Linked DNA regions of Mus musculus: regions 1 and 3 are each linked to region 2. A link is a loop called in an ENCODE intact Hi-C map of the cell type or tissue named here. Cell type or tissue: gastrocnemius. All regions are shown on one strand. Links, peaks and the distances in the headings refer to the core of each region. The heading gives the core; the rest is flanking DNA.

Region 1 (10,709 bases), core at 1,470-9,469, 79 kb after region 2:
CCAAAAACTCAGCCCTGTGCCCAAGGGCAGCCTACATCAAAAGCCAGCATTGACTCTGCCACGGTCCCCAAGATACAGTGCACTTCCCTCTCAGATCACAGGGCTCCTGCCTCTCCACAGTGGCCCCATTGTCCCCTTGGCAGCACACCTGCTGAAGTTAGGATCCCACCTTTACAGTGGACACCATACCAGAAATGAGCCCTTGGTGACATCCAGGCGCTTCTCGACTCCCCAGGGTTGCTGCCCAACTCTGCAGGTGGAACTGGGGCTGCTTAAGCCCCTCCCTCTGTCCTCACACATCTCTGTTCCCTGGTCCCCAGCATGGCTCCAGGTCACATAGGCAGCAGCTGCTGGCTACCTTCTCCTCTGTGGTTCTTGGTAAAAAGTCTTGATGGGGACTGAAGGTAGGAGCTGTGTCACCTAGGATTCTGTTTGGGCCACCTCTGTATTTCCTGGACTCTAGTCACAGGTTGACATATGTGACCCCATCCATCCACCATTGGCATTTCCAGGCCACGTTCCCCAGAAGGTCTGGATCTAACTATATCTCTTTCTAGCTCCTTCTGCACAGAATTTGTGACGGGCCTGGTGAAATGGCTGCATCTGTCTGAAAGTGTCCTCCCAACCATAATGGCCTTTGCCAGTGGCCTGGGAGGCGAAGGAGCCGACATCTTTGCTCAGACTTTATTGCAGGACCCCATTCTGAGAGACAACCCATCAGCAGTCAGTCAGGTACGTCAGCCCCTGTGTGGCCATTCATAACCATCTACAACTCCAGTTCCACTTACAGCGCCCTCTTCTGGGCTCCATGGGTACTGCACACAAGTAGTGCACAGACAGATGTCTGCAGATGCATCCAAAACACCCATACCCATACAATAAAAATAAATGTTAAGAGAATATTCCAGCCTCCCCCTCCCAACTGGAAGTGTTGAAGGGACTTCTGGTTGTAAGCACTTTGGACATTGGTTATTCAGTTTATGTCACCTACTGCAGGAGGTTGTTTGAGAATCAATCATGTTAACGTCTATAAATGCGCTCTCTGTGCATTAATGAGTAGTAAAGGAAGTTACCATAATGAATCAGGCTCTGCTATAATCATCCCCAGAATATATGGTGATGGAGTGTTGGGCTATGCAGCCACCTCAGCCCCCAGGACTGACTTGGAAGGGAAGTGACTTAGTCTCTGTCCCCAGCAGCCCACAGCTGGAATACTTAACGTACACATAATCTTTAAGGCATCTTTAGATGGGACATGAGTTCTACACACAAAACTGGTATTTGTTTCCTGTGTGTCTTACACCCATAGTCTGAAGGTAATTTTATATGATGTTTACCCCTTTCTGCATGGAACCACAGTTCAGTGTATGGAATTTTTTCACTTGAAATAATTTTGGAAATGGAAGTAGGATGCTGGAGGGACAGCTCAGCCATTAAGAGCGCGTACTGCTCTTGGAACTCCAGTTGTGGGGATGCAGCGCCCTCTTCTGGCCTTCTCAGGTTCCTGCATGCATATGGTGCACATAAACTTACAAGTGTTCATATGCATGCACACGAATAAATCTTTAAATATATATGTATAGCTTATATACACACATGTATGGATATATACATATACATGTGTACATACACATATATAGTTTTACATATACATCATTCACACATATCTATGTATCTATGTATCTATCTAATTGGGATTTTTAAATTAGGCATGTTTAATCTGTAGAATCACCCTTACTTTATATTGAGGAAACTGAGGCACAGAGAGATTTTCTTGCTCAAGGTCACCCAGCTAATAAGTAGCCAAAGCCAGGATTTGAACCTTGGTGGTCTGACCTCAGAGCCTGCATTCTATCAAGTTATGGTGACCTTTTTTCTGAAGCAGCAGCTTTGCTGTGTGCCCTTGAACATGTCGCTCACCCTCTCTGAGTGCAGTTTCAGTAGGCAGAGCTTGTGGCACCAACTTCTGATAGCCACGTGCACAGGCAGGATGTAGGGCCTTTCCCTCCTCACCGCGGCCTGCATATTCACCCACGTGCCCAGTTGGCACCTGGCTTGCCACTGTACTGTAGGGTGGAGGGCTTTTGCCATCTCCACTTGGTAGGAGTTAATACTTAGCTGTCCCATGAGCTGGGTGGTGGCGTGTCAGCACCTCACCGATTTCTGTCTCCTTTTTCCCACAGGACCTCCTGAGCTTCTCACTCAAGAATGGTGAGTGGATTTGCTGCCTTTGTGGTGTGGTCCACACGCAGTGAGGCTGGGGACCCTGCCACACCTATGTCTCGCCCAATGTCTTTGATGAGCACCATGTGATATTGACCCGGCTTGTTTGATTTCTGCCCCCTCACCCTCAAATCTGTCCCCTCCTCACCACCCAGCATCCTTGAGCTTAGCAGTGTCATGGCCTCCGAGGTAACAGCTGGGGTTTCCTCCTTGCTGGCACTCCAGCCAGTTCTCTGCTGTCCTCTGAGATCTCAATGACGTTTCCAGAGGCCTGTGTGGCCACCCTTGTCTCCCTGCCTCACACCCAGCAAGGGATTCCAGCCCCTCCAGTGTGGCCCGAGGCCCTGGGGGAGGGGCTGCTCATCCTCTTTCCTACCTCCTCATTCAATAGAGTCAAGCCCCAGGTGTGGCGGCTTCTCCCAGCTGTGGCTCCTTGTAGCTTCTTGGGTGTCCCCCTCCACTTTTGCATTTGATCCCTAGGCTGGACACTATAACTTTCTGTCCTTGGTCCATCTGCTTGCTCTGTCCCTACCTCATTCCATTCAGCCCTCACTTGCCGGGTGTGTTGGTGTGCCGAACAAAATGCCGCAAAGATGGAGGGTTTATTTTAGCTCACAATTTGAGGGCATAGCTTATCTCAGTGGAGAAGGCGTGGAGGGGGCAGGGGAAGCCAGTCACACTGCATCCACAGTCAGGAGGCAGACAGATGAAGGCTGGTTGCCTGTCGGTGCTCTCCTTTTTATGACCTCAATCCATGTGCTGCTGCCCACGTAGGGTGAGTTTTCCTTCCTCATGTAACCTGTCTGGGAACACACAGCCATGCCCTGAGTCACTGAGGGTGAGTCATTACACCTCCCACCCACCACGCCCCCGTTCAACGTGATACCCTGACACATAATTTTTAGTGGTACATTCTACCTGCGTCGACTTCAGTGCCTGCAGCCACCTCCTAACGCAATGTGTATTAGTTCATCTTAACAGTCCTAATGCTGTCCAAAAGCCCAAAGCCTTTTCTGAGACTCACGGTGACCTTTTAACTATAAGTCCCTGTAAAACCAAAAGTGTAAGTTGTTTATTCCCGACATCCGAAGGCACAGAGTAGGCAGCCCAATCCAAGAGGAAGGGATGGAGGCAGAGAAGGAACAGAGAACATTTCCTGCAACCCTGAATCTGACATCCGAGCTCTAGGTGGTCCCTCCGCACATGCTGGGCTCCGAGCTCCAGCAGGCTCCAGCAGCCCCACTCCCCAGTTCTGCTGCCTGCACACTTCAATAGGTGTTTGTAATTTTCTGAGGCACGCTTCCCGTGGTCTTGGTTTCTCCGCCCTCTTGGGATCGCCATTGGATTTCATGCCTCACCTTCACAGCTTCGTCCAACGGTCTCTTGAGGCCTCCCTCCTTGCAGGGTCTCTAACTCTGCCACATATTGCCCAGAGTCCTCAACTTTGGTGCAAGCTTCTATGACCTTGTAAGTCATGCATTGTGCACACCTGCTGTCCCCGTTAGGGTTTCTATTGCTGTGGTGAAACACCGTGACCAAAGAGCAAGTTGGGGAGGAAAGGGTTAATTCGGCTTACGCTTCCACACCCTAATTCATCACTGAGGGAAGTCAGGATGGGAACTCAAACAGGGCAGAAACCTGGAAGCAGGAGCTGATGCTGAGGCCACGGAGGGATGCTGCTTACTGGCTTGCTCCTCATGGCTTGCTCAGTCTGCTTTCTTGTAGAACCCAGGACTACCAGCCCATGGATGAGCCTCCCCCATAAATCACTAATTAAAACGCCTTACAGCTGGATGGATATTATACAGGCATTTTCTTAATTGAGGATCCCTCCCCTTAGATGACTTTAACTGGTGTCAAGTTGACATAAAACCAGCCAGCATAACTGCTAAACAGCTGTAGCTGGCCCTGTGCCCCTTAGTGCCTGATCTGGGGAAAGCACTTCCTGGGAAGTTGAGTTCACACAGAGAAAGCGTCATAGCTTACAGTTCTTTTTTTCCAAATACATTTGCATTTTTCACAAGTTGGAGCCTTTTATGGGTGGCTCTCCAGAACAGCCCATTAAGCTCTGGGTACAGGCTTCTAGAATCCTCTAGCCTGCAGCTCAGACTCTTCCACGGGCCTACAATCCACCCTGACGCCACACTGGCAGGGACAGCTGTGGCCCTCCTTGCCACCACATGTTTCTTGCACTGATCGCCTTTCTCATCGCTGTGACCAAGGACACTGTCCTGGCGGACAGACACTGCAGGAAGGTGCTTTTCCGGGGCAGAGGCCCATCCACTGCAGTAAGTAAGAGTGATGTGGGAAACTCAGCTGCATAATTGATGGTAATAGAGGACTGGTTTCCCCTGATTTTGTTTGTCTGTTTATTTTAACTTAAAAATAGACTATCAGGGCTGGAGAGATGGCTCAGAGGTTAAGGGCACTGGCTGCTCTTCCAGAGGTCCTGGGTTCAATTCTTAGCACCCATATTTATAACTGCAGTCTCAGGTAATCCGATACTCTATACCACACGTGGTACACAGACACTCATGCAGGCAAAACACCTACCCACATTATCGCATTAAAAAATAAAGTCTTTAAGAATCTACCAGCTTAAGAAAGAAAGGGTTTATTTTTTAATAATAATAATAATAATAATAATAATAATAATAATAAAAGAAATCAAAAGGAAGGAGCCTGACTGCTCCAAGCATGGTGGAGGAGGTTCATTGTAGGTCTGAGGGAGAGCAGAGTCAGAGGCAGGGACATCTGAGAGAGTCCAGAGTGAACACAACCCTGAGCTGGGCCACATGAGAAGGTGGGGGAGGGGAGGGGAGAGCCAGGAGAGTACAGAGCAGACAAAAGGTCCAGATAGCCAAAATGGCTGAATTATACAGGGAAGGGAGGCTGGGGGAAGGGCAGCCCACCCTGGGCTGGAAAAGTTTAGGGTAGAAGATGGGCAGTGCCAGCCATGCCCATAAGAGGTAAGGGCTGAGAGATGCAGGGAGAACCTGGCAGCCAGGTCTGCTTTGAGATGCTAAATAGGCACCTTGGCCATTTGTCCTGGGTTTGAGATGTAACAATTGTGGCTCATAGTTTCTGGGTGAGATCTATCCTAGAGGGGACAGCATGGGGACAGAAAGCTTTTCTGGTTGTAGTGGGAGGAGCATGAGGCAAGGTCACGTGACACTGGCGGTCAGGAAGCAAGGAAAGGTGGGTGTTCACTCAAGCACTAGCTGGCTCACTCTCTCCTCTCTCCCTTTATTCAGGCTTGCTCCCCAGTCCTTGAGATGTGACTGCTCACATTTAGGGTTGGTCTTCCTTTTCCACCCCTGGGAAGCTTCCAGTAGGTCAAGCTTAGGACCAGGCAGGCACTTAGCGAAGTCCTGTTGAATGAGTTCAGGAGAGACCTGCTGATTTTGTAATGGAGGAAGGCATCTCAGAGATAAGGCTAACCATGCCATCTGCCAAAGTTACTCTGTGAGTGGCAGGGCCCCATTCTGCCCGCGTTAGTTTCCTGGGGCTCCTGTTAGCCACCTGACTTCGCTGTGTCCTCTGTGAAACCCAGAGTCTGAAATGCAGCCAGCAGGATGGTGCTCCCTCTGGAGGCTCTGGCGGGATCCTTCCTGCATCTCCATTCCAGAGCTTTGCTGGAAATTTGGAGTCTTGGCCCCAGCAGGCTCACAAGGTCATCAATAACGGTCTTTGATCCCGGAAGACTACTGTAGGCTCTGGTCCAGAGGATACTTTTAGTCCTTTATTTATATTTTCAGTTGTGGGAGGAGCATGCTACAGGGCATGTATATATTGTGTGCACATGTGAAGGTCGGCTGACAACCTCAGGTGTCGGTCTTCACCTTTCATCTTGTTTGGGACAGGGAGCCTTTGTTATTTCCTGTGTCACTCACCAGGCTAGCCAGCCCACCAGCTTGCAGAGATTCTCCTGTCTCCCCGTCCCGTTTCTCCTTAGTGTCCAACTTTACTTGAGTTCAGGGGATCCGAACTTAGGCTGTCATGCTTGCACAGCAAACATTTTACCCAGTGAGTGAACTTTCCAGCTCGGTGTCCTCTTAAACTGTGTTGTGTGTGCTATGCCAGAAAGCCGGAGACCAGGTAACTCGCAGAGAACAAAGATCAACTTCTTCAAGTTCTGAAAGGCCGGGTCCAATATCAAGGGACCTGCACCTGGCAAGAGCCTTCATGTCAAAGTGTCCGGAGGCAGAAAATGTAAGAGTGAGGGAGGGCAGGAAAGAGAGAAAGAAAGCAGAATGGGGCTGGGACCCACTCTGGCTGTGTCAGCCTTCATCTCTCCAGACTTAATCTACTCTTAAAGGTCCCACCACTTAACGAACAGGCATTAGGACTAAGTTTCCAACTTGCTTTTGATGTGCATATTTAACCCAGAGCTGATAGTATAATCCCAGTGACTAGAAAGACATTGTGTGTTGAGCACGCACTCTGTACCAAGCTTGGACCTAGGGGCTCATGTGGCCACCTGACTCCCCTGCCCCCAGTAAAGCACTTCAGACACATGCCTCAGTTTGCAGACCTGAGTCTCAGGAGGTCTCAGGTCAATTTGGATGATCTCATGTCACCAGGAGAGACCAAAGTCAAGAAAGGGAAGGGAGCCTTCTAGGAGAAGGACAGTGAAAAGTTGGCTCACAACCAACACCAGGTCTCCAGCCTCTTAGGCCACCGCTTTCTCCCGTTGCCTCTCCACTGGGTAGACGGGCCTGACTTGGCCTTGCTCCTCCATCTGCCTCAGTTTCCTTTCTCACCAGAAAGCCATGTGACTACTCCTCATTTCATCAGCAAACTTCAAACCACCATGAGCACATGGGGGCACCAACATACACCACCACACTATGGGCAACCTTGGCACAGGCTCTGACAGGATCAGTGCGTGGGTTTCAAATGGCTTCCTTCTCTCTTAGGGGCATCTTTGAATGTAGTGTCTCAACCAGCACTGCTTTTGTGTTTGTATTAAGAAAACCCACCACTTACTAAGCACCCTTACTAAGGTGGATGGATGGATGGGTGGATGGGTGGATGGATGGATGGATGGATGGATGGATGGATGGATGGATGGATGGATGGATGGATGGGTGGGTGGGTGGGTGGATGGGTGGGTGGGTGGATGGATGGATGGATGGATGGATGGATGGATGGTGAATAGGAAGAAAGAGGGAATAGAGGAATGATAGGCAGATGGTCTTTCTTCAGAAAACTCACCCAATCAGAGCTGGGCAGACACTTTGAGCATCCTTCTCCTCCAGAGGCTGGCTGCAGTTGCCCAGCAGGGAGACTAAATTGCCCCCTGTGTTGGGCAGGATGAGCACCCATGCAATCCTCCCAGGAAGTCACCATGGAAGGCCACATTTCTCAGAACTTCCTGGAAGACTGACCTATATTGACATTCTGGGGATGATAGTTACAAAGCAATCCCATATTGGCAACAGGGTGGGCTGCCAATCATTTCCTTTATGCTATAGCAACCCACAATCTATTTGCCCACACAACTGTGAAAACCAGCCATGCAGCACATGTAAACCACCCTGTGCTGGCAGCTCTCACAGCTGGCTCTGTGGAAGTCTGGGGCAGCGGATCCTCTGTGGAAGGGTGTCCTGCCTGCTGCGGGATTTCAGGCAGCCTCCCTGACCGCCATATGTTATATGTCAATAGCATATCTCATGTGACAACCAACAGTGTCTCCAGGGCTGGAGAGAGAGCTCACTCAGCCAAGTGCTCACTGTATAAGTGTGAGGCTCTGTGTTCAGATCCTCAGCACCCAGGGAAGCCAAGCACAGCTGTAATCCTCTATAACTCTGACACTGGGGACATGGAGACAGGCAGAGCCTTGGAGCTCATTGGCCAGCCAGCCTGGCCAAGTCAGTGAGCTTTGGGTCCAGTGACAGGACCACTGAGGGAGACAGCCAAGGCTGACCTCTGACCTCATACGTGTGTTTCTGTATCCACCCCCACACTAATAGCAGTGCAAAATCAAATTGTTGCTATCTCAGGTGAGACCTGTTTATTTGCTCTCAGTAATCCTTATAAGTCATTCAAGCTGCTCTTTGGGCCCTTTATATAGATTGTGAGTTATCGCCTAGTATGTTACCTCATATAGTAGTGTGTATTGTTATCCCCACTTACAGGGAAGAAATCGCAGCCCCAGAAGTGAAACAGGTAGGCCAGGGTTGTATTTCAAAGTTCCACCTAAGGTAGCGTGGACTTTGGTGTGAACTCTGAATCAGGGCCAGGGCAGCTGAACCCTGAGTTTTGCCCTATGCACTCTCTGTGACTCTTACGCACCCCCTGCGGATCGATACAAAGCCAGGGTCCCAGGCACGTGCACACACTAGAGCCGAAGCAGTGTGTGCCTCACACTCTTCTTCCTGAGGGAAGTCCTCCTGGAGAGACTGCACCCCTGTCCCCTAAGAATCAGAGCTCTGGGGAATGAGGCTAGCCTGGCTGAAATGTTCCTCCTGGGACCCAATTGCTGAGTTCCCTGGCTGTGTCCTTGAGATACAGGCCATTGATGGTTAATTTTGCAGCATCCGGCAAATAAGTGCTGAAGTGTTGCTGTGAGCACTGGCCTGGCTCCGGGCACAGTTCCTGTAGCAGAACTCGCTGGGTGCCTGCTGGATGCCTGGCTCCCAGCTCAGGGCTTCCTTTCCAAGCACACAATCCTTGGTGGAAGCCACACAATCCCTTAGGAGACAGATGCAATGATTGTCCTCACGTTACAAGAGAGGACAATATGGGTTGGCGGACATGATAACCTGTCTGCGGCCACATAGCTGGAAGCCAGGTGGTGGAGTTCTAGTCCCAAAGCATCATCCACAGCCCACTCACGACTGCTGTGCCGCCTCCAGTGACATAGGCATGTATATGTGCAGGCACGTGGCTGGCATTGTGTCTGAGGAGGCAGCTCTGGGGACAGCCTCTGAAGTAGATCTCTGCGCCCTCTGCCCCGGCCACAGGTAATTCAAGGCTGGGCCTGAAGCATAATGTGACTTCTCTTTCATTGATTTTTCATTAGAGAAAGAGCAGGGATAAATAAGGAATGTTCCAGGAAATTAATTATCAGGGGCACTGGTGGACAGGGAGGTAGCAGCACAATGGGTAGGCTGGTGGATACATTATGTGGCCTGTGAGGACTCGGGGGGTGTGTGTGTGTGTGTGTGTGTGTGTGTGTGTGTGTGTGTGTGTGTGTGTGTGTGTGTGTGTGTTAAAGCACGCAGCTCTTGCAGAGCAGCAGGCAGCTCCCAGCCTTGCCCCCAGCCCCAGCTCAGAGGGCAGCCGTTACCATGACTTATTAAAGAGGATGTGCACGTGTGCCTCGGTCTTGGCAGAACCATCTTACAACTGGTAGGATGACCATGACATCATGAAGAGTAATTTTAGGGACAGTCCAGCAGTGCACGGGTGTAATCCAGCACTCAGGATACAGCTGGGGTGGGGGAGTGGCGACTGAGAATGTGAGACCAGCCTGGGCTACAGAGAAGCCTTCACCTTTAAACAAAACAAAACAGAGCAATACTAAAAAGAGTCTTTGTGCACTTCGTGCATCTAGTGCTGGCTGGACTCACAGTGTCCTCCTGGTACAGCTCAATAGTGCCAAGTGTCAAGCATTTCTGGGACTGGTGTAGAACATTTGCCTAGCATGCCCAAGACCCTGAGCTCTATCCTGGTGTACCTGCGCGCGCACACACACACACACACACACACACACACACACACACACACACACCACAGTTGGGCTCACGAGCATGGGCCACTTCTCTCCCAAGTTGTTAAGAGTCCTGGGCATGTGACCCAGCCCAGTGCTGTTCTCTCTGACATGATGGTGTGAGTCGCCATGGCTGCCTCCTCGGGAAGCTGAGAGGGTTTGAGAAGGCAGGGTAGAACAGAAGTGCAGTTTAGAATGTGGCTCCGTTGGTAGGGGAGAGCTGAAACTTCTGGATTAGTGTGGTTACGAGTCATAGGTTAGTTGGTTGGATTCTCTTTCCATTTATTTACTGCAGACGGAGTGCGGCGTCTGTGTGAAGGGCAGGGAACGACTTGTGGGACTCGGTTCCTCCTTCCATCATATGTGTTCTGGGGAGCGAATTCAGATTGTCCTACTGGTGGTGAGCACCCATATCTCCTGAACCATCTATTTGCCCACAAATCATAGGATTTTTCTGCAGAAAAGAGCAAGGACTTCATCCAGACCAACCCTCCACAGTTTGGGTCTCTCCCAACAGTGGACCACCTCTCCATTCCTGCAGAGTCCTCCCTTCATCCATGCAGGTTATAAACCTCTCTTTGTTTCAAGCAGGGCCAGACAGTTAGGGATGCACAGTGGGTTTGGAATTTGTATTCTAGAAAGGGAGGTAGACAGTAAAAAATAGTAGGCAGCCAAACTACCAACATATTTATTTTTATTTGTTTGCTTGAGACAAAGTACCAGGGTGATCCTCCCGCCTCTACCTCTGAAGTGCTAGGATTCTGTAATC
Region 2 (10,709 bases), core at 1,673-9,672:
TCTAGGTCTGCCTGGACTAAAGCTGTTTCTGGGACGCACACAACTTTCTGGTTCAAACTGATAGTGTTGGGGAAAACCAGGAGAGTTGTTTACCCCAAGCCATGCCCACTTGTTGGGGTTATCATCACCGGTGATAATGTCTCTCTCCTCCTGGCTCCTTTTATATTAAGCACCCTCTTTCTACAATAATGTCACTGCCTTCCCTTTTGAACCTTCTATCTGACTGAGGTCTTTTATACCTAACCTGGGAACACTAGGCAAGCATGGGAACTCATGCTTAGAGCCCCAACAGTAAGGAGGCTAAGGCAGGAGAGAGCCATGATGTTGAGGCCAACCTGGGCTACAGAGAGTTACTGGCCTAGACTAAGCTAGAGTAAGACCCTGTGCCATAAAATCAATAATAAGTAATGATTTCACTGAAGGTCAAGTTGGAGAACCAACAACATCTATTGGGCTGACTTATAAGAGTATAAATGAGGAATTACTTACTGAAGTAGGGATGTCCCAAAGGCAGCTACATCACCAAAAGCCTGCCCCTGCCTGGATGCCCCAACTCAGAAAAGCTGTATCCCCAGATCTCCCTGGATAGCTTACAGGCAGCTCAGCAGGTCAGTGAGTCTCCTCCACCTGCTGCCATAAACTGGTCTTGCCAGCTTCAGAAACTTCCTGAGACTCCTAAGTTGTTCACTTCCTGAATCTCATGAGGCTCCATTTGGAAAGAATGTTTCCCTTCAGAGGAGATTGCTACACAGCACATGTAAGTTGCAGAAATAGAGAGACATCGACCTTGACTACAGAAAGCCCCAAATCCAAAGGTTTTATTATAAGCAAGGATTCAGTGATGACAAGACTGCAGGGTGAATGCTGCTAGGAAGGTGTGTGTGTGATATGGGGGAGGGGGCGGGGGTGGGGAAGAAGTTCAAAGATACAAAATGACTTCTCATAGGAGAAAATTCTCAGTTGGAGCTTCAAGGATGAGTGTAAGTGGCCAAGAGCAGATGCTAGTGAGTCTCCAGCACCAGACCTGGACTTTGAGGAACTTAAGGAATGCGAGGCTTGACCCTTGGGGTGAGAGATGGAAGGAAGGACATGCTGTGGTTTGGATGTGATTCAGCCTCCAAAGGTTCAAGCATCTGAAGTTTGGTGTCCAGTTTGGCAGTGCTGAATTAGCGAGACCTTTAAGAAGTGAAGTCTCCGACTGGAGTACTTGCTGCTCTTTCAGAAGATAGTTCAGGTCCCAACACCCACGCCCGCATCTCCTAACCAGTAATCCCAGCTCCAGATGATCTGGCGCCCTCTTATGACCTCCATAGGTACTGCACTCATGTACACATGCACACATACACATACACGGTCATACATAAATAAATAAAAATTAAATCTCTTGTCAAAGAGGTGGGTTCGTGAAAGCTCTACTCTGATAAAAGATGAATGTTGTATTTTTCCAGAACGAGTTCTTACAAAGAGAGGTCCTCCAACTCCTCCGTCTCTTCTGTTCCTTGCCAGTGTATCTTGGAAGTACATAACTTCTTTTTCTTTTTATAGTTGCTCATAATTAAGAGACTTAGGACTTTTAAAGTGTTTCGGTTTTTAAAGACTTGAGGACTTTTAAAGGTTGGACTATATTTTACACTGTGAGATAAACATGAGACCTGTGGACAACGGATAGAGGGCTGTGGCTTGGTGATGTGCCTGTGTGTCATGTTGACCAGGATTAGTTTGTCAATCTGATGTCATCTAGAATATCCCGGGAGGAGTGTATCAATGGGGGGTCGTCTACATCAGGATTGCCTACAGCCATGTCTGTAAGAATCCTCATGATTATGTTAATTGATGTGGGAAGACACAGCCTGAAAGTGGACAGCACCACGCTCTGTTCTGGGGCCCTGGACTATGTAAGACTAGGGAGAGCTAGTTGTGCATGGAACATGCATGCATGTGTTCCCCTCTCTATGTGACTGTGGCTGTGATGTGACCAGTTGCTTCAAGCTTCTGCCTTAACTCCCCTGAAGTGATAGACTGTCACCTGGGATGGACTGTAACGTATTCCTCCCTTAAGTTGCGGTGCTAGGGTTGGTCTGCTGCTGCTCTGTATTCAAATGCAAAACCTGGCCCTCTAGATCCCCTTGCCCCTATGAGCAGATCCTCACATACACTTAGTGATGATATTTAAACCCTGCTCCCCAATTAAAGCTATCGGTTAAAATTAAGTGGCTACAGCCAATTTGGGGAGACAAGAAGACGCGGAGTTTCAGTTACTGGGCTGGGTCACAGTAAGGGACCACGAAGAGGAGGTAGACAGAGGGAGCAGAGGTCTCCATTAGACGTGATAGACAAGGGACACATGCCTGAGTGAAATGTTCCCCCCAGGACAGACTGCTGGAGAAGAAGTAACCCGGGCTAGATTCAAACAGCAAGTGTTTGGGGAGCACAGATGGGAATTAACAGTCTAGCAAATAGAAATATAGATTAGGGGTAATCTACCAGTAATTGTACAAGAGCTGATTAAATAATCTATAGGACTTTGCTTCTGTTATTGGGGGAGCTGGCTCTGCCACATTAATAATTAATTAATAGGGTTTACTAAAATTCATTTACAATGCTGTCTTAGTCAGGGTTTCTATTCCTGCACAAACATCACGACCAAGAAGCAAGTTGAGAAGGAAAGGGTTTATTCAGCTTACACTTTCCACATTGCTGTTCATCACCAAAGGAAGTCAGGACTGGAACTCAAGCAGGTCAGGAAGCAGGAGCTGATGCAGAGGCCATGGAGGGATGTTTCTTATTGGCTTGCTCACCCTGCTTTCTTATAGAACTCAAAACTACCAGCCCAGAGATGGTATCACCCACAAGGGGTCCTCCCACCTTGATCACTAATTGAGAAAATGCCTTACAGTTGGATCTCATGGAGGCATTTCCCCAACTGAAGCTCCTTTCTCTGTGATAACTCCAGCCTGTGTCAAGTTGACACAAAACTAGCCAGTACAAATGCTTTTTGTCTGAGTATTTTATCACAGCAACAGGAATAAAGCTGAACTCTGTGGATGAGGGGGTGTCGACCCTGACAGCTCGTCACCCTTCCTAAAGAAGAACATGCCCTGTATTTGAAGACTGTATCCGAGAATGTATCCTTGATGTGCAAGCACAGTTAGAAACAACCTCTGTGCACGTCATCGGGATCTCCACGTCTCCTGCTTCGGAACAGTCACCCAATACTGTACAACATTTAAAAGGAGGAGGCCAGGGGAAAATAAAGACCAGCTCACGTGAGCAGCTCTCCTCCACACAGCGTATGGCAGAAGGAGCCATTCCGTGTTGTCTGTATGCGAACCACAGTCACCAACATAAAGGACTCAACATCCCAGGCAGAATTGGTTACCATTTGATCTCTCCACAACGGCCATTCTGACTAGAGTGAGCTGGGTTATCAACGTGTGGTTTTGGTTTGGGTTTTAACTTTAGGTATGTGAGTACCCTGTTGCTATCTTCAGACACACCGGAAAAGGGTAACAGATCCCATTACAGATGGTTGTGAGCCACCGTGTGGTTGCTGAGAATTGAACTCAGGACCTCTGGAAGAGCAGTCAGTGCCCTTAACCACTGAGCCATCTCTCCAGCCCCTTGTTTTGTTCCGTTTTGTCTATTTGTTTGTTTGTTTGTTTGTTTTGTATAGCCCAGATGTCCAGAGATGTTGAACATTTTCTTGTGTTTATTCATCATTTATACTTCATCACTGCAGATCTCCATGCCCATTCATATTAACTGTGCTACTTGATTTTTTTTCCAGGTGTTTAGGTTGTTTTTTTTTTAATTCTTCGTATGTCTTAGGTATTAATCATCTGTCTGATATACAGCTAACCAAAATACCCTGCAGTTCTGTGAGCTGTCTCTTCACAAGGGGCTGATAGGAAACGGCGGTGGGGGGGCCTGGGAAGGGATGGGGAGATGGGCTATGGGGGGATGCTCAAGCACGTTACATACTTAGATGCAAACACACACACCTGCAGACTGAAAGATGGAAGACATGGTTTGGAAAAAGCACACTGGCAAGGGAGGTTAGAATGAAAAAGGCCCTGCCTTTATTTTTAAATTTTTTTCCCACAAGAATCCAGTGGGAGCCGGGCGTGGTGGCGCATGCCTTTAATCTCAGCACTCGGGAGGCAGAGGCAGGCGGATTTCTGAGTCCGAGGCCAGCCTGGTCTACAGAGTGAGTTCCAGGACAGCCAGGGCTACTACACAGAGAAACCCTGTCTCAAACAAACAAACAAACAAACAAACAAAAGAATCCAGGGGGTTCAAGTGTTGAGTGTGTCATTATAATTTATTATTTATTGTCTTTTTTTCTAGTATCAAAATATATCCTTTCAAACTGAAGCCTTACAGAGCTGTGTGTGTGTGTGTGTGTGTGTGTGTGTGTGCGCGCGTGCACGTGCACTGTGATCAACGGACATGACTCATGGTATGTTTATCACTTTCTTCTAGAAACGGGCAAGACCATAGGGGTTTGGGCACAGTGTTCTTTCCATACCACCCTTGGATCAATCTTGATGGTCCCATCTGTTTGTTCTTGTCATGAAGGCAGACACCCTAAGCAGAGTTAAACATCAACTTAGCCGCATCCGACTGCCACAGGCTGTGCCTCTCTGGAGAGCTTAAGTAAATGGCATCTCACTCTGTCTGGTGGGCACAGGGAACAAATTATGTATCACTAATCAGCCAGGCCATGGGGCACCCTCGTGCCTACCACCCAGACATGCTCCATCAGTGACCCTGGCACAGGACGGAACTCTGTCTGGCAGCCTCTCTAAAAAGGCTGCCCAGGCTGTAGAGTTCAGAGTACTACTACAGCTGGGATTTTGCTTTCAGGATTTTGAACCTGAAGCTGCAAATATTTAACAGGTAATTATTGATGACAATCTTCTAGTGGGCCTCTATTGATGACAGCGAAGCATGACATTCAATGAAAACTGTGTGTGTGTGCGCGCGCACGGGTAAATGTGTGTTTCTGCTTCTATTTTGTAGAGATGGTTGCAGGCTTGTACATGTCCACACAACATGCAATTTTCAATTCCCCTTTCTGTTTTCATCTTTTGTACCCGCGTGTGTATGTGTGCGCACTTGCTCCTGTATGTAGAGGCCAGGAGTCAGCACTAGGAGGCTTCCTCAGCCGCTCGCTCTCTGCCTTACTATTAGAGCCAGGGACTCTTACTGAACCGGGAGCGCACAGATCCAGCTAAGCTGGGTCTCCCTGTCCCTACCTCCCCCACGCTTGGCTTACACATTTAGTAACAACACTTAGCTTTACATGGGTGCTGAGGCTAGAACTCCATCCCGATGCTCACACCACTGATACCCCTGTACCGATGGAGCCCCTCCTCTTTCTCCTCTGCAGGTGGTGGTGCTGGAGCCTTTGAGCCTGTCAGTCCCACTTGACCTCTGTGACCTTGCCCTCATCTTCAGGATGCCTACAACCCCTTGTCTCACCCACTTAACATACAGAGGAATGGAAGGATGGAGGCCGGTCCCTTCCCATTTCTGCCCCTCAGGAGCTGTCAGCACAGCAGAGCTTACACAGTCTCTCACAGCTCCACAGACTACCTCTCCGCTTTCCTATAAACCTGATAGCCCGTATACTAAATTATTTATAAATGCAAACAAAGAATTTAATATCCATTATTACTTTCTCCAGCAAACTGCTCCCAGGGGGAATTAAGACACGTTAGTTTCTGTTGGTGGGTGACCCTCCCTTGATTTCATCAGACCACCTCCCGGGCTGAATGGGGAAAGGGGTGGAGGGGGCGGGGCTTGCTCATGCTTCTTCGATAACTTGATGGCCCCTGAGCCTCAGGCTTATCTTTTACGACTCCGCAGCAATTTCTTTGTTTGGCATCCCATCCCTGTGCCAGAATCTAATTGCCTACGGAGTTTGCTGTAATCCTCACGCTGCATAAACTTGTGACTGCTTCATCCTCCTCTGTGCCTAGCACCACGACCACACCCACTCTGGCACGTTCGGAGCCAGTCAGGCAAGCAGAAAGCGATGCCTGTCGGTCCCGCAGAGCCCACAAGGGGGCAGCAGAGAGACGCGCTGTGATTGAAGCATTTCAGCCAGCTTAATCTAACAAACTAAGCAAACAAACTAAGCAGCACACTGCTGCTGGTTCTCCCACCAGAAGAGCTGGGCTCTGAGTTAGGCATGTGAGCCACTTTGCAGGTAAAGCGGCAGCGCAGAAAGCAGCCAGTGACCTCCCATCTCCCTCACCTGAGTAGTCCCTGGGGCCTGCAATCATGACCGCTAAGGTTTTCAAACCTCAAATTATGATACATAATGTCCAAAAATGACATTAAGGAGTAAAAGGGACAAAAAAGTGGCCTATAGTCACACTCTCAGAGGCAATCATTGCTGCTGTTTGCTGTGTTATACTTAGCCCTTAGATATTGTTGATCGCCATGTACACACACACACACGCACGCACGCACGCACGCACGCATGCTTCTATCAGGGCTTTTCCTTGTAGCTCAGGCTGACCAGAAACTCACTATGTAACCTGGGATGATCTCTAATCCATGGTCAATCCTCCTGCCTCAGCCTCCCGAGTGCTGTGATTACGGACTTGACCCACCTTGATGCCCATCTGTACCTTACCTAGATGATAGTTTATGTGCTTTAACTGCCTACCTTCTCTTCACGCTTAACATCAGACACTTGAAAATACAAAATAGCCGGGTGTGGTGGCGCACGCCTTTAATCCCAGCACTTGGGAGACAGAGGCAGGCGGATTTCTGAGTTCAAGGCCAGCCTGGTCTACAGAGTGAGTTCCAGGACAGCCAGAGCTACACAGAGAAACCCTGTCTTGAAACAAAATCAAACAAAAACTAAACAAAAGAAAAAGAAAATGCAAAATGAAGATAGTACTCTCTCTACATGGGCATGTTGTGTCCTTAAAGCCTGACGTTTTGAATACATGCAGAAACACTTGAGACGTCCAAGAGACTGACAGGAAATCCTTTATGTCCTTCTTATTGCCAGAAATGCCCTCACACAAACCCAGCATTCACTGTGGCAGGGTGTGCATCTCCAGACAGTATAGGAGACCAAATTGGATATTATCTTCTCTGACCTTTGTTGCTGTCTAAACAGTGTGCAGATAGTTTCTTTTATCCATGTTAACACATGTGACTTATGCTCATCTGTATAAAACAGGGTTTTACTATATATCCATGGCTACACCCGCACTAAGAGGCCCCACGGGCAGGTTTAGAGCAGAATGATCAAGTCTGAGGAAGAAAAAGCTGAAAGCTGGTGTGTTAGAAAAACTGCAACAGGTGCACAGGTGCATGCCTGCAATCCCAGCAGTCGGGAGGCAGCGGCAGGGCGAGGACCAGAAAGTCAAGGCCGGCCTCAGTTTCATAGTGGATTCAAAGAAAATCTGAGCTACATGAGACCTTGTATCAGAAGAAGAGGAGGAGGAGGAGAAAGAAGAGGAGAAGAAGGAGGAGGAGGGGAAGGGGGGGAAGGGGAGAGGGACGGGGAGAGGAGGGGAGGGGGAGGAGGAGGAGGGGGAGGGGACGTCACTTCTAAGGCACCGTCCAGACCATGCAGGAGGAGGGAGAAAGAGCACTGAAAGAAGCCTCCGGAAGACCCAGTTTCCATTCCTAAATGTGAGCACGGGGGTCGCCCCATCTACAGGAGACACGTGATTCCAGAGGAGGCCCGAGACTGCAGACAGCACTCACGATACATCTTCCTGATGTCCTCAGTATTCTTGCCCTTGGGACCGTTAGTACATTAATTAATTAAGGGTGAGCTGAATGCAGTCCTGAGGTATCTTTACAGTTGCTGTGATAATCACGAGGGCAGCTGAGTGACAGATGGGTGGAGACCGTTGTATAACCCAACATGCCAGGCAGAGGCATGATTCAAGTGCAGGCGGGATGGAGCAGGATGGCACCGGCCTTTATGACCCTGCTCAGGTAGGTGCGGGGCTGGAAATTTACACATCGTCCATTTCTGGAACTGTTCCCTTAATGTTTCCAGTCTGGGACTATCCTCAAGCAAGTGGGCATTCTCTTTAAAGTTCCCAGGTACAAAACTCTAAACTCTGAGATAAGCATCTCCCAAGGAAGGGAGACCTAAGATTTCTATCACTTAGTAACACAGTTATCTAACCCCTCACTATGTAGATATAGATTACATACAGACATAGATACCCAAGATAAAGCTAAGCCACACAGTTTGTGTATATATATATATATGTGTGTGTGTGTGTATGTGTGTATATATCTATATATACATATATATGTATGTGTGTATATATCTATATATGTATATATACATATATACACACACATATGTGTATATATACATATATACACACACACATATATGTATATATATACATATATGCACACACACATATATATGTATATATATATACAATTTGTGGAGTTTGCCTAGAAGAAAGCGATCATGCCCAAAGTGATTCCTTTGGAGCAGATAGGACCCTTGCTGCTCTCCCAGAGGACCAGAGGTCCGTTCCCAGCACCCACATTGAGAAGTTCACACTCACCTGTAACTCCAGCTCCAGGGCAGCCAACATCCTCTTCTGCCTCCCAGACACATGCACACACATGCATGTGCTCACACATGCACACATTTGCACCTACAAAGTTAAATAAGAAAAGAACTCTTTTAAAAAGCATAAAATCCTGCTGGAGAGACAGCGCAGTGGTTGGGGGCACTGGGTGTTCTTCCAGAGGACCTGGGTGTGATTCCCAGCACCTACACAGTGGCCCACAGCCATCCGTAACTCCAGTTCCGGGGGTTCTGACACCCTCTTATAGTCAGGCATACACCTGTGTGCACTGACATACATGCAGATGGCATAACTATGTGCATAAATTAATAAATAATTTTTTTAAAATCACGAATTCACAGGGCAGTGGTGAATTCCACTAATTCCAGCACTCATGAAGCAGAGGCAGGTGGATCTCTATGAGTTTAAGGCTGGCCTGGTCTAGAGAGAGAGTTCCAGGACAGCCAGGGTTACACAGAGAAACCCTGTCTCAAAAAAACAAAATAAGGACTGGCAAAATGGCTCAGCGGTTAAGAGCTCTGACTGTTCTCCCAAAGGTCCTGAGTTCAAGTTCCAGCAACCACATGGTGGCTCACAACCATCTGTAATGAGATCTGACTCCCTCTTCTAATGCATCTGAAAACAGCAGCAGTGCACTTACATATAATAAATAAACAAATAAATAAATAAATAAATAAATAAATAAATCTTTAAAAAAACAAAAGAAAGAAAAAAGAAAGAAAGAGAGAAAGAAAGAAAGAAAGAAAGAAAGAAAGAAAGAAAGAAAGAAAGAAAGGGAAATCACAAAACCAGTGAATATATTTAATTAAACTCATAAAATTAGCCTTTTGACAGATCTGCTGGGGTTGCCCCACTTTTCTTGTGTAAAATACATTGTCCTTGAAAGGTGCCTATATATGCCATTATATGCCATTCAACTCAATAGCTGGAACCAAAGCCATCACTGGAGTGTTTAGGATCACAGGAAAGGCTGGAAATAAGCCAAGTGTCTTCCCTTGGGGAAATTTCAAATAAACTCTGTTCTATCTGCTGAAGAGGAACCATTCAAGCCATAGCGGTTCACGTGGGCAGTCTCCTTGAAGATAGCAGCTAGATTAGATTAAAATGGAATGCCCTGTGCAGCAAGTTGTTGAATGGGGAGGAGGGAGAGGAGGAGAAGGAAGAGGAGGAAGAGGAGAACTTTGCAAAGGAAAAGGGCAGAGACAGACAGAGACCGGTGAGCAGCCCCTGGATTTCGCACCCTTGGTCAGCTGGTGAACCCGTGTACAGCCGAGACAGATTTCGCACCCATGGTCAGCTGGTTGCACTGGAGCGGGTGAGCAGCCCTTGGGCCTCCGCTCTCAGCCTGCTCCCAAGCTTCACTTGGTGCTAGAGTGCTCAGACCCTTTGGGGAGAAGGTCAAGCCCCTTGTCGTCCAGCTGCTAGTGCATCACACCGGACTTTGATTCACGCAGATGCGTCACTGAGGATCTCTAAGCAAACGCATTCATTCCAAGACTCCTCATAGCTGCCCAGTCATTGGCTGGAGTTACAGACAGTGTTGAGCAGTGTTGAACATGGGTGCTGGAAACGGAATTCTACTGGTCTGAAAAAAGCAGGAAGTAGTCTTTTAACTACTGAGACATTGCTCCAGCCCCCGCCCTGAGATATATGGGGAGGAGGGGCAGAGAGCACATCCATATAGCTTTTATTATAACATATTATCACTGTTCTATTTCTCAGTTGTTATGATTAAGAATAATCATATAATGTATTTAATAATTTATACATTAAACTTTATTGTAAGTATAGGAAACATCACACACACACACACACATGCATGCACATGTGCACGTCTGGTACCATCTGCACTCACAGTTTGGGACACACTCCCTGGAGGGTAAGACTGGCTGTGCCGTGGTACAGCATGGCTCTGTGATATGATAGATGATCCGACCCATACATTGTATCTCTCATGTAACTACAGAGAGCACAGGAGCTAGCGAGCATCTCTATTTGGGATGAGAAAAGTGATGCTCCAGCAATACCTGTAGCCTTCATCCTTCAGCAAGCTTTTCTCAGCCATCTTCTGGGTGAATCATGGTAAGTGATACGAACATATCCTTTCCCTTC
Region 3 (10,709 bases), core at 936-8,935, 94 kb after region 2:
AGGGTCACTACAGAAAAGAATGTAATCACAGAAGAAAATACTCAGCCCAGGCTGGCACACAGCAAGGGCTTGATAGACGTGAACCCTCCCCTGCCCTCATAAACCCCATGCCATGTGTGGTCAGGGATGTGAGGGATATGGGGAGATAGCTCAGTCAGCCAAGCACTCAACGTGGAAGCACTGGGCCTATGGTTGATCCCAGAACCAGAAAAGGCTGGTTGTGGGGGTGCACACTTGTAATCCCAGCACTCAGGAGGCAGAAATGGGTGGGTCTCTGGGTTTGCTAGTTAGCCAGCCTGACCAGATTGGTGAGTTTTAGGCCACTGAGAGATCCTATCTTAAAATTAAAAATAAGAAGTAGTGGATAGTGTCTGAGAAATGCCTATCAGAATTTGTCCTCTGACCTACCTGCGCACGTGCACACACGCGCGCGCGCGCACACACACACACACACACACACAGACATCACGTACCCTGCTGCCACCGCCCATATACACATTAAGAATATGGAAAAGAAAATCATCCTTGTGACTTGGCCAGAGCCCAGCTCTGGGCGTCATCTAAGCCCAGTATCATAAATCAACTCCAGCCCCGTCTTGATCCTGAGCTGCTGCAACAGGCACCAGGCACTGGGCGTCAAGCACTCCTGCTCAGCACAGGCACCAGGCACCAGGCACCAAGCACCAAACACCAAACACCAAGTACCAGGCACCAAGCACCAAGCACCAGGCACCAAGCACCAGGCACCAAGCACCAAACACCAGGCACCAAGCACCAGGCACCAAGCACCAGGCACCAGGCACCAAGCACCAAACACCAAACACCAAGTACCAGGCACCAAGCACCAGGCACCAAGCACCAGGCACCAAGCACCAAACACCAGGCACCAAGCACCAGGCACCAAGCACCAAGCACCAGGTATCTGGCACTCCTGCCCAGCACAGGCACCAGGTACCGGGCACTGGGCACACCTACTCAGCATGGGCTTCTCTTCGTCCCCCACAGCCATCTCTGGGAAGCCCAGTTCTATCAATTGCACCCAGTGGGATATAGAAACCTGAAGCACAGTGCAGAGGCAGAGCCGGCTCCCTCCAGAACACACAGGCGAAAGGACAGGAGACAGCGGCAAGGGTAGTTTTCAGTTTTGGTTTTTGGGTTTGCCAGTTTTGTTTTAAGACAGGATCTCTTTATGTAGCCCAGGTCTGTTCTGGAACTTGTTCTGCAGAGCAGGCTGGCCTTGAACTCACAGAGATCCACCTGCCTCTGCCTCCTGAGTGCTAGGATTGAAGGCGTGTGCCACACTCTGGCAACTTGTTGAAATCACCTAAGGGGAGGGTGGGAAGATGGCTCAGTCAGTAGAATTTGCATGTGGGCCTCTAGCACCCGTGTGAAAGCTGGGCACACTAGTGAGCACCTGTACCCTTAGCAATGAGCAGGTGGAGACAGGAGTCGCTGGTGCTAGTCATTGAGCCCAGGGTCCGTGAGACTCGGTCTCAAAAAATCAAATGGAGAGTGATTGAGGAAGTCACTTGCTCTCAACTCCTGATCTTCAAATGTACACACACACACACACACACACACACACAAAATAATCTGAAAATACTTATGCTCAGAACTATTCCAGGCAGCAGGCAGCAAACAGGCAGACCTGAACCAGTGGTTTTAATCACGAGGACTACCACCTAGTTCTTCTTCAACTATGTTGAAAATGGGTCAGCCTCTCAGGTCTTGCGATGAGTTGGTGCCTGAGGATCCTGTTAGCGGACAGGACTGTGTGTGATCCAGAGGAGTCTGTTCTGACTCTGTCAGACTCATAGAGTCAGAGAAGAGGAACCCCAGAAGTTCCAACACAACCCAGCTCCAAACTTCCTCAGCGTTGCCATCTTGAGAACGTTATTGATGTTCTCTGGGCTTCAGTTTCCTTACCTGTGAAATGGGGATAGCAATAAAGACCTTTTGCCTAGGTTTCCCGTGGGGGGCTGAAAGGAAGCTGACAGTGAGGGGGCCCATACAGCTCACCATCTGTCGGTTAGCAGTTAGGATTATAACATCATTGTATCCGAATGTGGAGTTTGAGGGACTGTGGAGAACTCTGTTCTCCAGAGGGATCTGAAACAAAGGGAAGGCAACTCCGCTGACCATCCATCCTGCTGTGGCCCAGTTTGTCACCCCTGTTTTAAGGGATCAGGCTGTGTAGAGATCCCTTCTAATGCTGAGGCTTTTTACTGGGCCTATGTGCAGTGTTTCTTTGTAGGTAGGATCTACAATGTGGCATGTCACCCAGTGTGCTTGGTCCTCACCTGAATACCGCCCCAGCCTCCTCCTCTCTGATAGCTGACCGCACCTCTCCGCGCCTTGGCTCCTTCAGTTCTGGTGTGGGTTTAGTGGTAGTTCTCCATCAGAGGCTGTGGGAGGATTAAATTAATTACCTCACATCAAAAACTTGGGACCGTGCCTGTTATGCAACAGGCCTCGGTGACCCTCGGCTGAGACAAGGCTGGAGTTCATAAACTCTTACAAGAACGTGGCCATTGTCCGACTCCTGCCAAGTGCTTGCTGATACAAGCCCGGAGGGCTGCCCCATCCCACTCTCTTATCATCCTTGTGAGGAGTCAGTTGGCCCAGGTCACTTAGCTAGTCCATGGCTTCCTGATTCAATCACCAAGTCCAGCCTTAGCCCGAGTGTTATTTTTTTTCTTCTCCCCCCCCTTTTTTTCCTTGGAGGGGGGGAGTGTTCAAGACAGGGTCTCACTATGTAGCTCTGGCTGCCCTTACTATGTAGACCAGGCTGGAGTCAAACTCCCGAGATCTACCTGCCTCTGCCTCCCTGGTGCTGGAGTCAAAGGCATGAACCACCACCACCTGGCTTTTGTGTTATTTTCTTGAGGCCCAGTTTGAAACCTCAGATTCTCTCCTTGCAGGCTTTAACTAGGGATAGATCTCAGGGTGGACTGGGGTTAGGGCACACATCTGTCTGCCTGTAAATTGCTCATACATATGTAAGCACACGAGGACAGACATGGACATTGGAGAGCTTTCTCTATCACTGCCCACTTACTTCCTCGAAACAGGATCTCTCACTGAAGCTGGAGCTGGGCTGATGGCCAGCAAGAGTGGTGGTAGCAAGCGTGGTGGTAGCCCGCTGGCCTAGCATATGCGGGACCTTGAGTTGCATTGGAGATAGGTGGAAGGGAGCGGCTAGAGAGATCACACTCCCACGGGAGAGCAGATGCCTTGGATTGGTGGCTGCACACTATGAATAGTGTCGGTACCCTCTTCTTGAGCTGTTTTCCGCAGTTTAGGAGTCTGACCTTGACTCACACAGAAATGCCATCTCAAGTTCATGCCTATTCTAGAAAGTATGTGTGGCTGTGGGCTGACTGAAGGTATGGGCTGCCATCATGTCTAGTCAAATGGCAAACAAAGTCCGTGGCAGGAATAAAACCATCTTGTAGATTTGGAGTTCCCAGAATTTCAACACCCAAGGGAAAAGGAAGGAAGCACCATAGCTGTGACTCAGAGCGGATGCCTCCTCTCGGGCTCTCAATGTTGAAATTCAACCAGACTAATTGCAAGGGTAAAATGCTGTGATTATCAGTAAAGATAAAGAAAGGAAACAATTGCTTACAGGGAAAGCAGTTATTAAGATGTGTGCACATAGGGAAATCAAGAAGCCATGTCAGACAGAAGTACCTTTTAAGTAAAACACTTCCTTGGGGGCTGGCAAGATGGCTCAGCATGCAGAGGAACGGATCTCTGGGACCTGATTCACACAAGTTATCCTTTGGTCTCCATTTATATCTACGTATATAAACAGGCAGACATATGGACACACATACACGGACATACATACATATAGACATACAGTAAAAATGTAATAAAACTTGAAAAAGGAAAATCACATTGATTTCACTTTTAAAAGAAAAAAAGGGGGGGAGGAGTGGCGAGATAGCTCAGTGGTTAGGAGCACTGGCTGCTCTTCAGTTCCCAGCACCCGCATGGTGGTGCCCAACCAGCTTAACTCCAGTTCCCTGAGCTCTGTCGCCCTCCTCTGGCCTCCACTGGTACTGCATACGTGTGATAAACCATGCAGGCCAAGACACACACACACACACACACACACACACACATACACCAAAGTAATAAAGCTCTTTTAAAAGAAAGAAAGAAAAACCCCACCTTTTCCAGTCAAAAAAATAATGTTTAAATGATAACGTAGAGGAAAAAACTGGTAGGGGTCAGGGCACCTCGTGTGTGTGTGTGTGTGTGTGTGTGTGTGTGTGTGTGTGTGTGTGTGTGTGGTGTGTGGGTCTCTGCAGAACCATTCTGATGAACTAGCTTCATGCATTTGAGCCACACAGGCCTGGGGGACCTTATTGATTTTGTGGTCATTCTACTCCATCGAGCCAAGCTAAGCCGGCTTCCCGTCTGGTACCATTAGTATACAGACGTCACTGTGGGAGAAATCTAGAAGCTGTCAGTGGCACGTCATGCCACTGGCACTAACTTAGAAGTCTTAGTAATTCTTACTAAAAGACATTTGTAGGAATTATGAACATTTTGTTTATCCATTCACTTGAGACAAGGTCTCACTATGTAGCCCTGACTGGCCTGGAACTTGCAGTGTAGACCAGCCTGGCCTTGAACTCGGGCATTTTCTGCCAGTTCCCAGTTTTCTCTTGTTCTGCAAGTTTCTTACTGGGTGATGGCTGGCCTGAACTTCACCTACCTGTTTTCTTTTAGCCCGTGTCTGCTCTGTTTTTCCTACGTGAAACAAAGTAGCATGTAGTTCCTGGCGTTATTGGAGGCCTTTATGAGATGTTGCAAAAGCCATGTGGGGCTGGGAGATGTCTCATTGGGTGATTGCTGTGCACACATGAAGATCTGAGTCAGATCCCTAACACTCCTGTAAAAAACAAAACAAAACAAAACAAAACAACCCACATGCGGTGGCATGAGCCTAGAGCCCCAGTGCTCAGGGTGGGGATTGGATAGAGACAGGCAGGCCCTTGAAACTCACTAGGCAGCTAGCGTAGCTGAATCAGTGAGCTGTGGGTTGACAGAGAGACTCTGACTCCCAAAATGTGATAAAGAGCGATTGTAGGCTATACCTGACTTTGGCCTCTGGCCTCCACGCCTACCCTTAATGGGCGAATGCTCCTGCACACATGTGTTCTCCTACCCAAAAAAGAAACCTGCCTGGAATACCATCCAGGCCCAGGGCAAACTGCAGAGGGTGGAGAGCCAGGAATGGACGAGCAAGCAGTGCTGGGCCCCTGAGCCTCTTCTCTCAGCTTCCGGCTGCTCCCCAGTCTATGACTGCAGTATGGAAGTGTGCCACTGACCCCGAGTCATACTGCTGGACCCCACTGTGTATGGTCAGCCACCCCACTGTGTGTGGTCAGTCACCCCACTGTGTGTGGTCCTGCTTCTCTTGGGCCTTCTGTTGAGAAGCCAGCCTCCTACTTAAACTGATGAAATGGTCATTAATGAAGGGTCAAAGCCATTAAGGGTCAGAAGAGTGTATCACTGCCCCTGTGTAGGAAGAAGTGGTCACAGCAATGAGACAGACACATAAGAACATCAGCAAACATATTGAATGGTGACAGTTAGGGAGGCCATCTCATACAGGCCTCCAAACACCCACATACACACACACCACAAACACACACCTAGCCCCCCCCCCAGGGTGCTTACGTGAAAAGGTTCAGGTTATAATCTCTACAGAGTCACAGGCTCAGTGAGTGGCTCTGTTCCTGAGGTAGGGAGATTTTGCTGCTATGACGGATATAGCCCCCAAATCTCCATGGCTTGCAGCACCAAGGTCTCATTTCTTGCTTTGGGCATCGAATGAAGATCGGCTGTGGATTGTGCCCATGTTGCCCTGGTTTGGGGCTCTAAGCTGATGGATCCGTGCCTGTCTGGAACACTGGCAGTCTCAGGTTAAAGCAAAGGAGACCTGTCAGCCTCCTGCCCTGGCTTTTAAAGATTCTAGAAATGGCAGCATTGTGCCCCCTACTCCCACCCCCACCCTATGTTTCACTGAGGAAAGCTGGCCAGCAGCTGGCAGCTGGGCACACAGGAGTGCACAGTCTTCAACTATGACATTTCTATGCCTTCCAAGTTGACCAACCACGAAATATTTTTGTTTGATTTTTTTTAATTTTTGAAAGAAGGTATAATTATGAAACAAGGTGTAATATGACTCAGGCTGGCCGAGAGAGAGAGAGAGAGAGAGAGAGAGAGAGAGAGAGAGAGAGAGAGAGAGAGAGAGAGAAGAGAGAGAGAGAAAGAGAGAGAGAAAGAGAGAGAGAGAGAAATAGCTAAGGCTGTAAAAGACTAACCTTCTGATTGATCCTTCTGCCTCTATGTCCTTAGTACCGGGGATTCAGGCAGGCTCCATCATGTCTAGCCTAAAATAATTGTTTATTTAAAAAAATAAATTCTATATTGAAAATACTTTTTAAAATTTACACAAACAGAATAAATAGTGACACATGACATTGCTGTATTTTATAAAAGACATAAAATCTAAATATCTCTAAAGCACTCAAGAAGATATGAGAAGTTATATGCAAATGTACACAGATGTGGGGAACGTGAGCCCCCGTGGATTCCGGTGCCCTGTGGGACACCTAGCATCAATACTGAGCAGCAACTATGGAATCCCACAATTTAGAGCCTGACACCAGACCCCCTTACTCCTAGTCACCTCTCACCTTCCACCTAGTGGTTATGTGCACCAGCTCCGGATTCAATGGTCAGCAAAGATCCTTACCATTGGTTTCTGGTCCTCTGCAGGGAGGCAGCTGAGAAGGGCTGCCCTCCACTCAGGGGCCTCTCAGTAGAGGTGAGCTGGTGCTGGAGAGAAGCCTGCTCCTTGTTCCTCACGTGAGGAAGGATATGGGCACGTTGGTTGAGCAAGGATGGAGGCAGGGAATTTCAGCCCACAGGTGTGCAAACTCTGGGTGGGGGCGGGGGCGCAGTGCATTTGCAGTAACCGTGTTAGCTAAATCGGATAAGCTTCATCTTCACAAAGCAAGTTGTCACTGGGCTACTGCGATGCTGTGGCAAGGAAAGGCACTTGCTGCCAAGGCTGATGACCCTAAGCTGTCACTAGGACCTATGTGGTGGCAGGAGATAGCTGACTCCCATAGGTTGTTCTCAAACCTACACACACACACACACACACACACACACACACACACACACACACACACACACACTAAATTAATCATAGAGGAAAATGTCTTTTTAAGGAGATACGTAGTATTGTCTTCATTTTGTAGAAGACTGAGGCTTAAACCTTTGTATGGCACAAGCAACCACTGTTACCTCCAAGAACATGCACTCCATAAAGATTTTAAGTAGTCTGTTAGCGCGCGCGCACACACACACACACACACACACTGCCCCTCTGGAATAACCACTGTTATCTCTTTTGGGGCGTGAGGATAAGGTTTCTGGCTCTCCTGGAACTTGTTCTGTAGATCAGGCTGGAACTCAAGAGATCCGCCTATGTCCGCCTCCGGGAGTACTGGGATTAAAGGTGCATACCACCATGCCCAGCTCTACCGCTATTATCTCTTAAAGCATCCGGACCGTGGGGCCGCAATGTGCAGTGTGGAGTCTGGTGTAGAGGAAGGGCTCACTAAATATTAACCGTTTCTCGTCATTTATGATCGTGCTGCGTTCGGTTGTCCAAATTCCAGCTTCAGTTCAGAGTTCTCCCGTAATGGCCCCTCCACCCACCCTCCACCTCTCTTCTTGTCTCTGATCACCTTAAAGCAGCCAAGGGCTAAAGGTCTGTCAGGAGAGCTGAGAATCTTGTCTCTGAACATTGAGATGGTCGTTCTCAAAGGGGCTGTTCTCACTGAACGTTCTCTGGGTTCCATGTCTGAATCACACAAACTGGGCATGGTGGTACATGCCTGTAACTCCAGCACTTGGAAAATGGAGGCAGAAGGATCCTAAGTCGGAGGTTATCCTCAGCTACATAGAGACTTAAAGGCCTGCCTGGGCCTTGAGACCCTCTCTCAAAGAGCTAAGAATATAAATTATAAACACTCCAAACATTCTCCCTGCAGATAACCCTCTTACCTTTGACTGGGCTTATAGCATCTGTGTTTTCAGTCTGGATGAGCTCAGCTGTTACCACAAGGCCCCATCTCTCGTACACGTGTTTTTCCAGTCTATTGTACGCATAATTGCTCTGGAGGAGACAGATTTCCAAACCCCCTGGGGAAGTGGAATCTGCTGGCAAGATGAGGGTACATTCTGTACTCATTCTGGGCTCATCTGTTCTGTGAAAGCGATTGTTTGCCTCTTTTGCTATTGTTGCTATGATTATTATTATTACTGTTATTATTATTACTATTATTATTATTATCTTTTCATTATTTAAATTGCACCCATTAGGATGGATCTGCTGGGTAAGTAGTATGCTCCATTCACTGAGATTTCCCCCAGGCACTGATGGGCCCAGGACCGACCTACCTACCTACCACTGATCTCTGGTTTAGGGGTTGGTATAGTGGGAAGACTTAAGGGATCCTGGCCCATAGCTAGCAGCCATAGACCGGCCTCTTATCTCCAGGACCGCAGAGGCATCCCGGAAGAGGAAAGAAAAACGGAGGAAGTGGAAACGCTATCTTCTGATAGGCCTGGCCACAGTTGGAGGCGGGACAGTGATTGGTGAGGCCCCGCTGCAGGGGATAGATCATGGTCTGTGTATCAGTGGTGGGGGGAGGGGTGGCCCCAGCACGTGACAGGCACCTAAGTCAGTAGTAAATATGCTCACTGATAGAAGCTGCCCGTGCGTGCACGGTGGTTCACGCCTGTCATCCCAGCTCTTAGGAGATAGAGGCAGAAGGATCAAGAGTTCAGGGTCATCCTGGGCTGCCTAGTGAGTCTGAGGCCACCCTCAGCTTTGTGAATCGGTCTCTAAAAGTCAAATAAATAAATAAATTTTTAAAATTGATTTAAAGGCATTGCTGGAAGCTCTATAGAAGGCAGCCCGTGGGAAAAGAACCCGTTAAGCCACGCCCTGATTGAGTTCCTACCCTGCAGGTGTGACTGGGGGGCTAGCTGCCCCACTTGTCGCTGCAGGAGCCGCAACCATCATAGGCAGTGCCGGGGCAGCCGCGTTGGGCTCAGTGGCTGGCATCGCTGTTATGACTTCACTGTTTGGTGCAGCCGGAGCTGGCCTGACAGGTAAGGTTAAAAAAGAACGGGGACTTGGAAAAGATTGTCATCCAGCTTGACTCAGCCAAAAGGATGCCCCAGATGGCTTCTTGCGGGGGGCTGGGGGAATAAGGAAATGTGGCTTTGCCCTTTCTGAGTCCCAGCCAAGCCAATCCTGCAGCAAACCTTAGAAGCTGTTGGACTTGCAATCAGCGTAGCCAGGCTCAGGACAAAGTTTGGAAAACTAAGTTTTCCCATGTGTACCCCATGAGTACTTGCTGCAGCGGAAGAGTCCAGCCCAGTCTGTTGCTATCACCCAGGAAGTACCCAGGCACCATCCCTCAGAGGCTTGTGGTGTCTTTGTGTCCTCGCCTTGGCTGTGCCCGTGGCCCCCAGTTGCACACAGGCATGTGGAAGGCTGCCAAGAATCACAGTTGGTATCAGCTGTAGTGAAGGTTAAGGCTTAGTAGGAAATGCAGGAGAGAGATAGCAACTGAGGCAGGACAGGGCAATAATACAGAGCCTGAGTTTAGACCCTGGCCTGCAGATCTAGTGGCCTTGGGCAGTGTCTTCCTATCCTGTAATCAGGGACAACAGCCTGTCTTAGAGTTCACAGATGAAATGCATTTGTCCAGGAGCAGAGCACATAGACTTGATGTGTGAGTATGTAAACACATTTGTTTGTGTCTATGTCCTAAGGATACAAGATGAAGAAGCGAGTCGGGGCCATTGAGGAGTTCATGTTCCTGCCTTTGACGGAAGGCCGGCAGCTACATATCACCATTGCCATCACTGGCTGGCTCGGGTCCGGCAGATACCGTGAGGATCAGGGTGGAGAGGGACTCAGATGGGAACCGGGTTTGCCTCTGTTGGTTTGACCCTGGGCTAGTTTGTTCCATGTATCTCTAAGGGGTGGGAATGGGAGGCTCATTTCACAGAGAGGGAGTAGACCAAGAGAGGTGAGAAACCCATCTTCTATCCATCCACCTGTGCACTCAACCACCCATTATCCAGATTAGAATCCACCCATCTATCCATTGATCCATTCACCCAACCATCCATCCATCCACCCAACCATCCATCCACCCATCCATGCATCTATCCATCCATCCATCCTTCCATCCACCCACCCATCCATCCATCTATCCATCCATCCACCCAACCATCCATCTACCCATCCATCCATCTATCCATCCATCCACCCAACCATCCATCTACCCATCCATCCATCTATCCATCCATCCACCCAACCATCCATCTACCCATCCATCCACCCATCCATCCATCTACCCATCCAGCCATGCATCTATCCATCCATCCATCTATCTATCCATCCATCATCATCTATCCATGCAGCAATCTTTATAGATTGCCATCCTCCATTCACCTGTTCTGTGACTGGGGCACCTGCTGCTACAGCCAGTAAAGGGCGCTACCCACACCTATCTGTGTTCTCTTCAGGCACATTTAATGCCCCATGGATGGCCCTAGCCCGCAGCCAGGAGCAGTACTGCCTGGCCTGGGAG

What was found. Hi-C counts contacts between places; a loop is a spot of excess contacts. Peaks named below come from ENCODE experiments on the same cell type or tissue, not always from the same donor. Only the 100,000 strongest peaks of a DNase experiment are listed, where the experiment ranks them.
Region 1: a loop joins it to region 2, with 9 times the contacts of the local background. A loop is called at or near these places in 25 of 42 quality-filtered maps.
Region 3: a loop joins it to region 2, with 5 times the contacts of the local background. A loop is called at or near these places in 18 of 42 quality-filtered maps.

Annotation. Positions count from the first base shown.
Region 1 is chr4:138,995,841-139,006,549 of GRCm38, forward strand. Tmco4 (transmembrane and coiled-coil domains 4) reads left to right here. Exons shown (of 17, transcript NM_029857.3): 6 at 558-732; 7 at 2,184-2,211. It overlaps Gm33214 (a long non-coding RNA gene), which reads right to left. Exons shown (of 4, transcript XR_001784467.2): 4 at 10,410-10,709. Among named protein-coding and RNA genes, the nearest start is that of Gm33214, 18 kb to the right of the region's middle. In gastrocnemius, for the core only: CTCF peaks have their summits at 1,482 (motif pointing left) and 5,822 (motif pointing left); a DNase peak (open chromatin) is centred at 5,750.
Region 2 is chr4:138,916,196-138,926,904 of GRCm38, forward strand. No RefSeq gene overlaps it. Among named protein-coding and RNA genes, the nearest start is that of Otud3, 7.6 kb to the left of the region's middle. In gastrocnemius, for the core only: no CTCF peak of the experiment used is centred there; a DNase peak (open chromatin) is centred at 6,057; H3K4me3 peaks cover 213 bases.
Region 3 is chr4:139,010,977-139,021,685 of GRCm38, forward strand. It overlaps Tmco4 (transmembrane and coiled-coil domains 4), which reads left to right. Exons shown (of 17, transcript NM_029857.3): 9 at 8,597-8,694; 10 at 9,070-9,213; 11 at 9,883-10,002; 12 at 10,645-10,709. It overlaps Gm33214 (a long non-coding RNA gene), which reads right to left and starts at 8,373. Exons shown (of 4, transcript XR_001784467.2): 1 at 8,101-8,373; 2 at 6,345-6,413; 3 at 2,301-2,405. In gastrocnemius, for the core only: a CTCF peak has its summit at 4,046 (motif pointing left); DNase peaks (open chromatin) are centred at 4,043 and 8,720.